2 separate regions of the Homo sapiens genome follow, and region 2 is linked to region 1. The links are chromatin loops, found by intact Hi-C in ENCODE. Cell type or tissue: dorsolateral prefrontal cortex. All regions are shown on one strand. Each heading gives the region's core, and the rest is flanking DNA. Links, peaks and the distances in the headings are about the cores only.

Region 1 (2,500 bases), core at 1-2,500:
TAGGGGAAATTCTCTTTCTCTGACGTACTCAGCACCCTCAGCCCTGATTGAAAGGCTTTCCAACTGATTCCGTCAGGCCCACCTAGATTATCCAGGATTATCTCCCTAACTTTAAGTCAACTGATTAGGAGCTTTAATTACATCAGCAAAATACCTCCAGAGCAACACCTGGATTGGCATTCGATCAAATAACTGTGGGCGATAGCCTAACCAGTGGACACATCGAAAAAGCCACACAACATCACAAACCACCTGTGCTGGCAACTGAATAAATGAATTATGTTAATAGCCACCTTGGCTTTATTATTACAGGTAATTCAAGCACAAGCGACATAAATCAATAGCGGCCACCGAGTTGATGTATGAGAGTCCCACTTTGGAACTTCAGAGTTGGAAGGGGCCATGAAAAGCTTAGTTTGTATTTCAACACAGCCGAGGCATCTGCACCTCGTCCTCTCTAGCGCTCGGCGGGGCTGGGGCGTCTCGGGCAGTGGCGCACCCAGCTGGACGGGAGGGGAGCCCACCTGGAACGCGGCGCCGCGGGTGCGGGAGCGGCGAGTGGGCGGGGCGTCGAGGCGGCGGGTGGCGACGGCGCCCAGCCCGCCAGAAGAACGCGCGGCGGGCAGACGGCTGGGAGCCGCTCCGGTAGGGCGAGCGCGGCCGGCGGTGGGTGGGAGGAGAGGTTGGGGGAGGAAGGAAAGGGAAGAGGCGGAGCGTGGGAGCGCACAGTGTCAGGAATACAATAGTGCTCCGCGCCGCCTCAGCCGCCGCCGCCGCCCAACCGCCTGCCCAGCGCTGAGGCCTGACGGGCCGGGCGGACGAGGGCCGAGGGCGGGAGCTGAGGCGCGGGGGGCGGCCCCGGCGGGGGGCGGGGGCGAGGAGGGGATTAAGGGGCAGGTGCGAGGGAGGGAAGAGAAGAAAGCGAGCGGTTAGGGGGGCGGTTACCACTCCGACCGGACTCACCCGGCACATTGCCGGGCCGCGGCGTGGAGCCGGGCAGGAGCCGCGAGCCAGCTGCGCGAAGGTAGGCGCCGCGGAGGCCGGACCCGGCGCGGGCGAGGTTGGGGGCGTCGCACCGGCTGGGCGGCGGGAGCGGCGGCCTCCGGGAGTGGAAGCGGGCGGCGCGGAGCGCACAGTCCCGGCCCGGCCTCGCCGCGCTCCGGGTCGCTCCGGTTCCACATCGTGGTCGCCTCCGGCGTCCCCGGCGCCTTGGGGCCGAGAGCGTGTGTGGGCTGAGGTAAAGTGCCTGGTGGCCCCTCTGCCCGCCCGGGTAGTGCCTGGTGGCCCGGGCGGGGGGCGGGGGCGGACGCGCGAGCTCGGCTGCAGCTCCCGGCTACACCGGGCAGGAATTGAGCGCCATAACTGTTGCGGCTCTTTCCTCCGGTGCCCCCTCCTGGCGCCCCCTCCTCCGTTCCTGCCCTTTGCCTGGCTTCGGGGCTGACGGGGCCAGACCCGTGGCGGGAGGACCTGCTCTGTCGGCCGCCAGGGGTCGGATGCTCCAGGGAGCGAGGGCGCGCCCTGGCTGTTTAGCTGTTGGGGGGCGGAAAGAACCGAGTGCCTGGAGAGGGGAGAACGGGTGGTGCTGGGTGCGGCGAGGCACCCCGGGAAGCCCGGGTGCCCACCCGGCGGGAGCGGGAGCGCGGGCGCCCGGCGGGCTGGCGAACTTTCCCTCCCACTGGCGGCATTGTTCGAACTGCGGGTCCGTGGCCGCCGAGCGTCGGGCGGTCCGGGGGTGGGAAAATCGTGAGGGCTTTGCTAGTCTTCCGGGGAAATTTTCCCACCGCTGGGCACGGCAAAGTTAACTTTTCTCCAGCTTTCGAGTTCGTTTTATTCCCTCCGCCCCGGGGGCCGTAGTTTGTTTTTTTGTTTTGTTTTGTTTTGTTTTTTGTTTGTTTGTTGTTTTTTTTAATAGCCTTCAATCTTTTTCTCCCGCTTTTCACAGCAGAGCCAGTGCTTCGGTGGAGTCTAGCTTTAAATTGCACAGGGCAGCCTGAGTTTGTTATTTGTGAGGAGGGGGTGGCGGGATCTGGAGTGAGTGACCACAATGGTGGTATGTGGAGGCATGTTTCAAAGTTTTTATCGCTGTGCGGCCCTGGGACATATGTGGCTACTAGGGATTTGGCAAGAAACTTGTTTGGCCGCTTCTCCGACTTTGAGTTGCAAGGAAATCCGTGGCCTCAGATGTGCGCGAGTTGTTTGTGTGTGTGTGCCGTGAGGTGCGTTTATCTATGAAGCTGAGGATGAGATTCCCCCCTCCCGCCGTCTGATTGTGTAAGAAGTCAAAACCGTGTTGAAGGTGATTCCAGTGGTGGCCTGGAGGGAAAGGCGACCTCATTCCCTGTGTTCAGTCTGATAAAGTGAACTGCTGCTCTCTAAACTTGGGAAGTAATGAAAAATAATTTAGGTAAAAACTGGTTGCACAACGTCTTTGCTTAGTTTAAGCAACCCACAATCCACTTTCCCAGACCAGTTCTCCTGTTAAATACTTTCCCTTTAGCCA
Region 2 (8,093 bases), core at 2,917-5,416, 81 kb after region 1:
GTTATTTTCCCACAGGTCCCTCAGGCACTTTTCTTTTTTTTTTCAGTGTATATTCTGTTGAACAGATTGAATAATTTCTCTTGTTCATTGGTTCCATCTTCTGTTTGTTAATTCCATTCATTAGTTGAGCCTATCTTATGAGTTTGTTATTTCAGTAATTGCATTATTCCATCCTAAAATTTCCATTTGGTTATTCTTTATATATATATTCCATTTCTTCACTGAGACTTTCTGTTTTTTGTTTCAAAAGTGTTTGTAATTTCTTGTTGAAACATTTTTATCATGGATGTTTTAAAATCCTTGTCAGATAATTCTAACATCTGTGGATCTCAGTGTTGATGCCTGTTGATTGTCTCTTCTCGTTCCCAGTTCTTAGTATGATGAGTGATTTTCAGTTGTATCCTGGACTTTTTTAGTATTATGTCATTAGACACTGAGTCTTATTTAAATCTTCTGTTTTAGTAGTCCTCTGCTATAACCAGGCAAGTGGGGAAGAGGGGTCCTGACTCTCTACTACCTGTTGTAGAATTCCTGAGCTCCCCATCCTAGCTCTTTCACTCTCTGGGAAGCAGCACTGGGGAGTCTCTACTGCTTCATAGAGGTGGAAATTCCCACCACTTTGTTGCCCCCACTGATGATGGAGGGTATGGTGGTAGTGAAGGTACCACCTTATTGATCAGTGATGGTGACAGCCCAGGCTCCCTACCCAGTCTGCCAACATCACATTGAGGAGGAGAGGTGCCTCATTATTGCTGGGAGAGAGTGAACATCAAGACCTCTCATGTGGTGTACATTGACACCCCAATAATCACCCTCTTTTAAAAACCATTTTTAACATCTTTTCTTGAAATATAATTCTTGTAGCATACAATTCACCCATTTTAAGTGTATAATTCAGTGGGTTTTAGTATGTTCAGAGTTGTGTAACCATTACAATCATAATTTAGAACATTTTCATCATCTCAGAAAGAAACCCCTTACCCATTAGCAGTTACTCCCCAATCTCCCTACCTGCAACCCCTGGCAACCACTAATTTACCTTCCTTCTCTATGGATTTGCCTATTCTAGACATTTCATATAAATGGAATCATACAATACGTGCCCTTTGTGTCTGGCTTCTTTCACTGAACATAGTGTTTTCACCTCTCATGTTGTAACATGTATTAGTTCCTTCCTTCCTTCTTTCCTTCCTTCCCTCCCTCCCTCCCTCACTCCCTCCCTCCCCCCCCCCCCCCACTTTCTTTCTTTCTTTTGGCAGAGTTTCACTCTTGTTGCCCAGGCTGGAGTGCAATGGCGCAATCTCGGCTCACTGCAACCTCCGCCTCCTACGTTCAAGCGATTCTCCTGTCTCAGCCTCCTGAGTAGCTGGGATTACAGGCATGCACCACCATGCCTGGCTAATTTTGTATTTTTAATAGAGACGGAGTTTCTCCATGTTGGTCAGGCTGGTCTTGAACTCCCGACCTCAGGTGATCCACCCACCTCAGCCTCCCAAAGTGCTGGGATTACAGGTGTGAGTCACTGCACCTGGCCACTTCATTTCTTTTTATGACTGAATGATATTACATTTTATCAGTACACCACATTTTGTTTATCCGTTCATCAGTTGGTGGACATTTGGGTTGTTTCCACTTTTGGAGTATTATGAGTAATTCTGCTATGAACATTCAGGTACAAGTTTTTATGTTGACGTACGTTTTCAGTTGTCTTGACTATACACATAGGAGTGGAATTGTTGGGTCATATAGTAACTCTACTTAACCATTTAACTACTTAAAGAACTACGAGTCTGTTTTCCAAAGGGGCTCATCATTTTTCAGTCACACCAGCAATATATGAGAGTGTTAGAAATTTGTTATTGCTGTAACAGAGACTTCAAATTCTTCTAGTGACACTGTTTTTGTCTCTCCTCTTGGCTCAAGGTCTCTTTGTGCTTGTCCTCATAGGAATTTTGTTTCTTGCAGCTCTCCCAAGCTGTTAGCCAGTGTTATTATCCCTGGAGTCTTTAGCGTAGTAGAGGGTATGGGGGAGGGGCAGTATTCGCTAATCTTCTCATTAACTCTTTCTTAGTCTTTAGGGTGCATAGTGGTCCTGTTTCTGGGGGTGGAAGTGGTGGTAGGGAAGGTAGTCTTCAGGTAGAGCCTTTTTGCCACTGCCCCCTGTTCCCTCATTGGCCTGTAGCAGGTATCTTCTGATGTTCTCAGCCTTTGTCCTTGAGGTTCTCTCTCCTGTAGATTACCTTTTTGCCCGTTAGGTAACACAGGGAGGCTGAGGCTGGATGCTTTTCCCTTCTCCCAGCAGTAATGAAACTACACCATTGTCCTGACTTGATACCCTTCCCCTGCAGATGAAGCCTTTTGTTTGGTAAGGGAACCAGGGCACTAAGCACCAAGTACCCAGACAGCACCACTCTGGTGCTTTCTCCAGGTACCGCCCCCTGCCCCGGCCCTGCCCCCACCCCAGCTTCCCTGTGTGAGCCTAATTGGGTTCCTGAAGAAAAAGCTTGCAAGCGGGTGGGACCCCCCCCCCCATAACTACAGCCCCCAAGAACTTCATATTCTCATATCAGTCCCCACGCAGCATCCAGCGATTCAAAATTTCTAGTTTAATGTTCCTGCTGTGGCTTCTGCCACAGGTAACCAAATGCTCTGCCCTGTGTCTCCCTGCAGGCACCTGTCTCTCTGAATTGGGTATTTGTGCTGTGATTCACTTCTCTGATGGGTTCATGAAAATTTGTTAATTTGCTGCCTGTCCTGCCATTTGCTTCTTATAAAAACGGGAGGTTGTTTTGTTTTGTTTTTTGTTTTCTGACTACAGGTCTGAGACAAAACCAGAATTCTTGAGCCTTATGATTTTACTGGGAATTAGTCACTGACATGCAATATAAATTACCCCTTTTGCAGAGGATTAATTGGCTGCATTAAAAGATACATATTTTTCTTTGATATTTAGTGTATCAGTGAGATTCTTGTGCAAATCTCCCTCTAATTTATCCTGTAGAGAAGAGTTTCCTAGGGATATGTGAATCCCCTGTATGGTTCAGGGGCTTTGTGTACCTTCTGGAAATTGTATACAGATTTTTAAGGGTATGTTCTTTGTTAATTTTTTTTTCTGAGATAGTAGCCTTATCTGATTCTTAAAAGGGCCCATACTCGTAAAGTTGTTGTTGTTGTTTTTAATCCCTAGAAAAAGTACATAGTAACTGGCTGGGTGCTGTGGCTCATGCCTATAATCCCAGCACTTTGGGAGACTATTAAAAAGTCTTCCATTCTTTATCAAAAGCTAGGATATTTTTGACTACTAGTCTGGTGTGTAAAACATATCAACCTATCTTAAAACATTGACTGCATATCATCTGTAGGCCTGGAGTCTCATTATTATCCAAGACTTTCATAGCAACAGAATGAAAGCTCATATATTTTAATTCAGTGGAGAGCACTACATACTCTCTAGTAAAGCCTGTTTACATCATTGTACCTATATTTCTAACAAGCTTAATTACTTGGTTTTCTGACCTACAGCAGATAAAAAGCACTGAGCTACAAGTGCATACTTATTACACAAAAAGGGACATTGAGGGAAGGGAGAATAATTTGCAAAGCAGCCTTCAAATGTTATTTCTTGTGCTGAAATTGCTCAGATCTCTAAATCAGACTTTGTTGCTCCCCCTTCTCCGTTATACCTCTGTTTGATATGGGGGAAAGGGAATAATCCAACTTAAGCAACCCAAAGGTACATTGCTTTATGGTAATTGATGTTGCAGTTGGTGTTAGCCCATAGCCATCAAAACGTTCTGTTTATTCTTTATAAGAAACCTGAGAGTTATTTTAAACTATTTGAAAAATATTTCCATGGGTTTTAAAGTTTCAAATTTAGAAATTACATAAGCTTTTTGATTCATTGAAAAAAATCAATGTGGGATGCAATGTCTTGACAAAACAAGAACAGAGTTTTTAAGGGTTTTAGGCACAGTGTTCTTTGCTAAGTTTTCTCTGCTATTGATTTTCTGGATAACCTGACAACTTTTTTTGCCTAAAGATTGTATAATTATAATTAATTCCTTTTGCTTAAATATAATTACCAGTTTGTAGCTGTTTTATGCTTTTGGGGTGACATGTTAGTTTGTGGTCAGTTATGTGTAGCTTCAGATTTCAGTGACTGAATCAAAATTGTTCAATCTCTCTGCTTTATTCACACGGACCAGACAGTGTTACTCTTTGTGTCATACAGGAAGTTAATGTTTTGACTTTTCCTATGAAAAATGTCACACAAATGTTCAGAGGAGCTGTGCTTTAAAAAACTGCCAACTGAGAGATGTTAATGAGAGCAATAAAAGCCAGAGTTGTCTGCAAAGGGCATTTTCATTTTGTGGCTCTGGCAGGTTAAGCATTGATGTTCTAATTGAATTCATAGTGAGGCCTCCTTTGTTTCTGCAAGCATCTGACAGGCCAGATGTGCACACAGTGTTGGGCTTGGCATAGCTTCTGGACTGTATGTTAGCCAGTGAATCCCCTCTTTGACCATAAATGAACAGTTATCTGGTAAGTACAAAGCCTTTTTGTTTCAGGAACTTTTGGGAAAACTACCAGTGCATATAAAATAGACACACTATTAAGAACTTGTAAAACTTCTCAACTTCATTACCTAGAAAGGTCAGGGTCAGCATCTAGATCCCTCCTTCATTATCTTTAATTTAGCAACAAATGGCTGTGTTTTATTTTGTGAAGTTTCTACATTACCTTGTGGCCTTTGGAACGTTAGTTAAAGTTCTTGATGGGGCTCTTGCTTGGGAACTGTGTCTTTGGGAGCCAAACCATGCACATTTTAACTGAGCTGTGAACTCATATCTCTCTTACCCCATCAACAATTACTTTGTGGACTATAGAGAAGAACTCAGTTATATACTTGTTTCTGATTTTAGAAGGAATGCTATGGTGATGATAATAAAATAACACCATCTAGCATTTATTTGGAAATTACTGTGAGCTCCATACTGTGCTAAGTCCTTTATACAAGTTCACCCATTTAATCTTTACAACAACCCCTATGAGGTGAGTGTTATTATCCCCATTTTATAGATAAGTTGAGACGCAGAATTTGGATAACTTGCTGAAAGCTACAGTAGTGAAATCAGTATACCAATCCAGGTGGTCTGTCCCAGACCCATATTCCTTTAAGATTTTTTTTTTTTTTTTTTGAGATGGAGTCTTGCTCTGTCGCCCAGGCTGGAGTGCAGTGGTGTGATCTCAGCTCACTGCAAGCTCCGCCTCCTGGGTTCATGCCATTCTCCTGCCTCAGTCTCCCTAGTAGCTGGGTCTACAGGCACCCGCCACCACACCCAGCTAATTTTTTGTATTTTTAGTAGAGACGTGGTTTCACCGTGTTAACCAGGATGGTCTCGATCTCCTGACCTCGTAATCCACCCGCCTTGGCCTCCCAAAGTGCTGGGATTACAGGTGTGAGCCACCACGCCTGGCCTAAGATTTTTTAATTATATAAAGTATTTGCCTGCTTCAGACTTTAAACTGTAAAACAAAATATATTGAGAGATCCAGCTAGATTCAGCTCAACTATTTTGGTAACTTTTCTATAAGTCTCTCTCCCCTCCCTGTTTTCTCCTCACTCTGCAGAGTTAACCTTTTTTGTTAAGTTTTTGGTTTATTCTTTTATTGTTTCTTTATGAAAATATATACAAATATGTATGTATGTGTGTGCCACTTCTGTATATAAAATTCTCCTCACTAATCGGGATTTGCTATAGTTATTTTGTTTTCAGTTCAAAAACTTTAAAAATGCCTTTTCTTATCAAAAGCGGGTTAATGAGACCAGTCTGGTAAATATGTTTTATATCACTTTGCAGATATCTTCTGCCTGAGTACTGAACTGACATTCCCATCCACTCAGCATTTTATGTTCTGTCTCATGCTTGAGATTGACTTCCATAGCAAAATAAGGCAGCCTCTCACACTCTGCCTTAAGTAAAAATGCTTCTCTAGAAAACTTAGATCTGATGCTCTTTAATCTGGCTAGCTTGTAAAATTGAAATCAGGCTTATCATATGCCTGTTTTTCTCTAAAGGGGAAGGAAAAATTATAATAGTCATTGGATTCAGTTTTCATTTGCTTAAGAAAAACAGGTATGAATTGGTTGGTGGTTTCCCAGACTTCACCTTCGTGGAGGTTTGAGTATTTCTCTCTTTTTTTTGAGGCAGAGTCTCGCTCTGTCGCCCAGGCTGGAGTGCAGTGACGCGATCTCGGCTCACTGCAGCCTCCGCCTCCTGGGTTCAAGCAATTCTCCTGCCTCAGCCTCCCAAGTAGCTGGGACTACAGGCATGCACCGCCACACCTGGCTAATTTTTGTATTTTTAGTAGAGACGAGGTTTCACCATGTTGGCCAGGATGGTCTTGATCTCCTGACCTCGTGATCCACCCACCTCGGACTCCCAAAGTGCTGGGATTACAGGCGTGAGCCACTGCACCCGGCCAGGTTTGAGTATTTCTGAAGCCATAGACAAGGACCACATTTCATTGGCCTCTGCTTTTGTATACCTTTGTCTGTAGTCTTCAAGTTACTCTTCTGTTTGGTAAACATGTATATTAGTTTCCTAGGGCTATAATAAATTAACATAAACGAGGTAGCTTAAAACAGTAGGAATTTATTCTTTCACAGTATGAAGGCCAAAAGTAAAAAATCAGCCAGTCTGTGCTCCCTCCGTAGGTTTTAAGGGCGATTCATTCTTTGCCTCTTCCAGCTTTTGGTGGATGTCAGCATTGATTGATTTGTGGATCAATGAATCACTCTAATCTCTGCCTCCATGATCACACTACCTTCTCCTCTTCCATCTCAAATCTCCCTCCACCTTTCTCTTGTAAGGACACTTGTCAATGGACTTAGAGCCCACTTGGATATTCCAGAATGATATCTTCACCTGAAGATTCTTAACTTAATTACATCTGCAAAGACCCTTTTTCCAAATAAGGTAATATCCATAGTTTCTGGGAACTAGGATGTGGACATATCTTTTTGGAGGCCACCATTCAATCCACTGCAATATGTTTTCAGGTTAGGAAACTATGTAGAGCAGATTTCATAAGCAGTTATGGCAAGTATGAAGGTACGGCTTATGCTTTGTAATTAGATCATTTGGCATTATTCATTATTAGTCAAGCCCAAAGCATGATCTTGTAATCAATTGATATATTTTATAAAGACTATCACTTGGAAAATAATGAAATATTTTAGGATGTTGACACATACTTTCCAGAACTAAGGAAGGATTTCCCACAGCACCATCTTTCCCAAAGATAGTAGTTTAGCAAATTGGAAATTGCCACCACTACTTAACCACTGCCTCATTAAAGATACTCTGAGGCCAGGCACCGTGCCTCACGCCTATAATCCCAGCACTTTGAGAGGCCAAGGCGGGCAGATCACTTGAGTTTAGCAGTTTGAGACCAGCCTGGGCAACCTGTCGAAACCCTGCCTCTACAAAAATTACAAAAAAAAAAATTACAAAAATTAGCTGGGCATGGTGGTATGTGCCTGTAGTCCCAGCTACTCAGGAGGCTGAGGTGGGAGGATCGCTTGAGCCTGGGAGGCAGAGGTTGCAGTGAGCCAAAGTCACGCTATCGCACTCCAGCCTAGGTAACATAGTGAGACCCTGTCTCAAAAAAATAAAATTAAATTCTGGAACAGAAAGACATTAGGGAGAAAAATAGTGAAAATTTGAATGAATTCTATACATTAGTTAATAGTATTATAGCATTGCTACTTTCCTGGTTTAGGTAATTGAACTCTGGTTATATAAACTGTAAACAATTAGAGGAAACTAAGTGAAGGATATATGGAAACTTTACTATTTGATAACTTTTCTTTAAGTCTAAAATTATTTCTAAATAAATTTTAAAATGAAATGATGCCCAAATAATTATTAACTATCAGTGGATACTTGTTACTTAATTTAAGAAAGTTAAGGATTGTTTTATACAAACTGTTTTGAGTAACCTGTATTGTTGGTTTAAATTTAGAGAACCCAAGAAAATAATTCAGGAAGGACTGCATTACCCTTTATTAAATCCCAAATAAGCTGGCT

The links. Hi-C counts contacts between places; a loop is a spot of excess contacts. Peaks named below come from ENCODE experiments on the same cell type or tissue, not always from the same donor. Only the 100,000 strongest peaks of a DNase experiment are listed, where the experiment ranks them.
Region 2: it touches region 1 in a loop (2.6-fold over the local background); 9 of 110 quality-filtered maps call a loop at or near these places.

Annotation. Positions count from the first base shown.
Region 1 is chrX:46,911,696-46,914,195 of GRCh38, forward strand. It overlaps JADE3 (jade family PHD finger 3), which reads left to right and starts at 726. Exons shown (of 11, transcript NM_014735.5): 1 at 726-1,024. RefSeq lists an enhancer at 499-793 and silencers at 534-663, 1,104-1,513. In dorsolateral prefrontal cortex, for the core only: a CTCF peak has its summit at 1,483 (motif pointing right); a DNase peak (open chromatin) is centred at 706; H3K4me3 peaks cover 2,300 bases; H3K27me3 peaks cover 350 bases.
Region 2 is chrX:46,989,850-46,997,942 of GRCh38, forward strand. All of the region lies in intron 3 of JADE3 (jade family PHD finger 3), which reads left to right. Among named protein-coding and RNA genes, the nearest start is that of JADE3, 81 kb to the left of the region's middle. In dorsolateral prefrontal cortex, for the core only: no CTCF peak of the experiment used is centred there; a DNase peak (open chromatin) is centred at 4,452; H3K27me3 peaks cover 1,406 bases.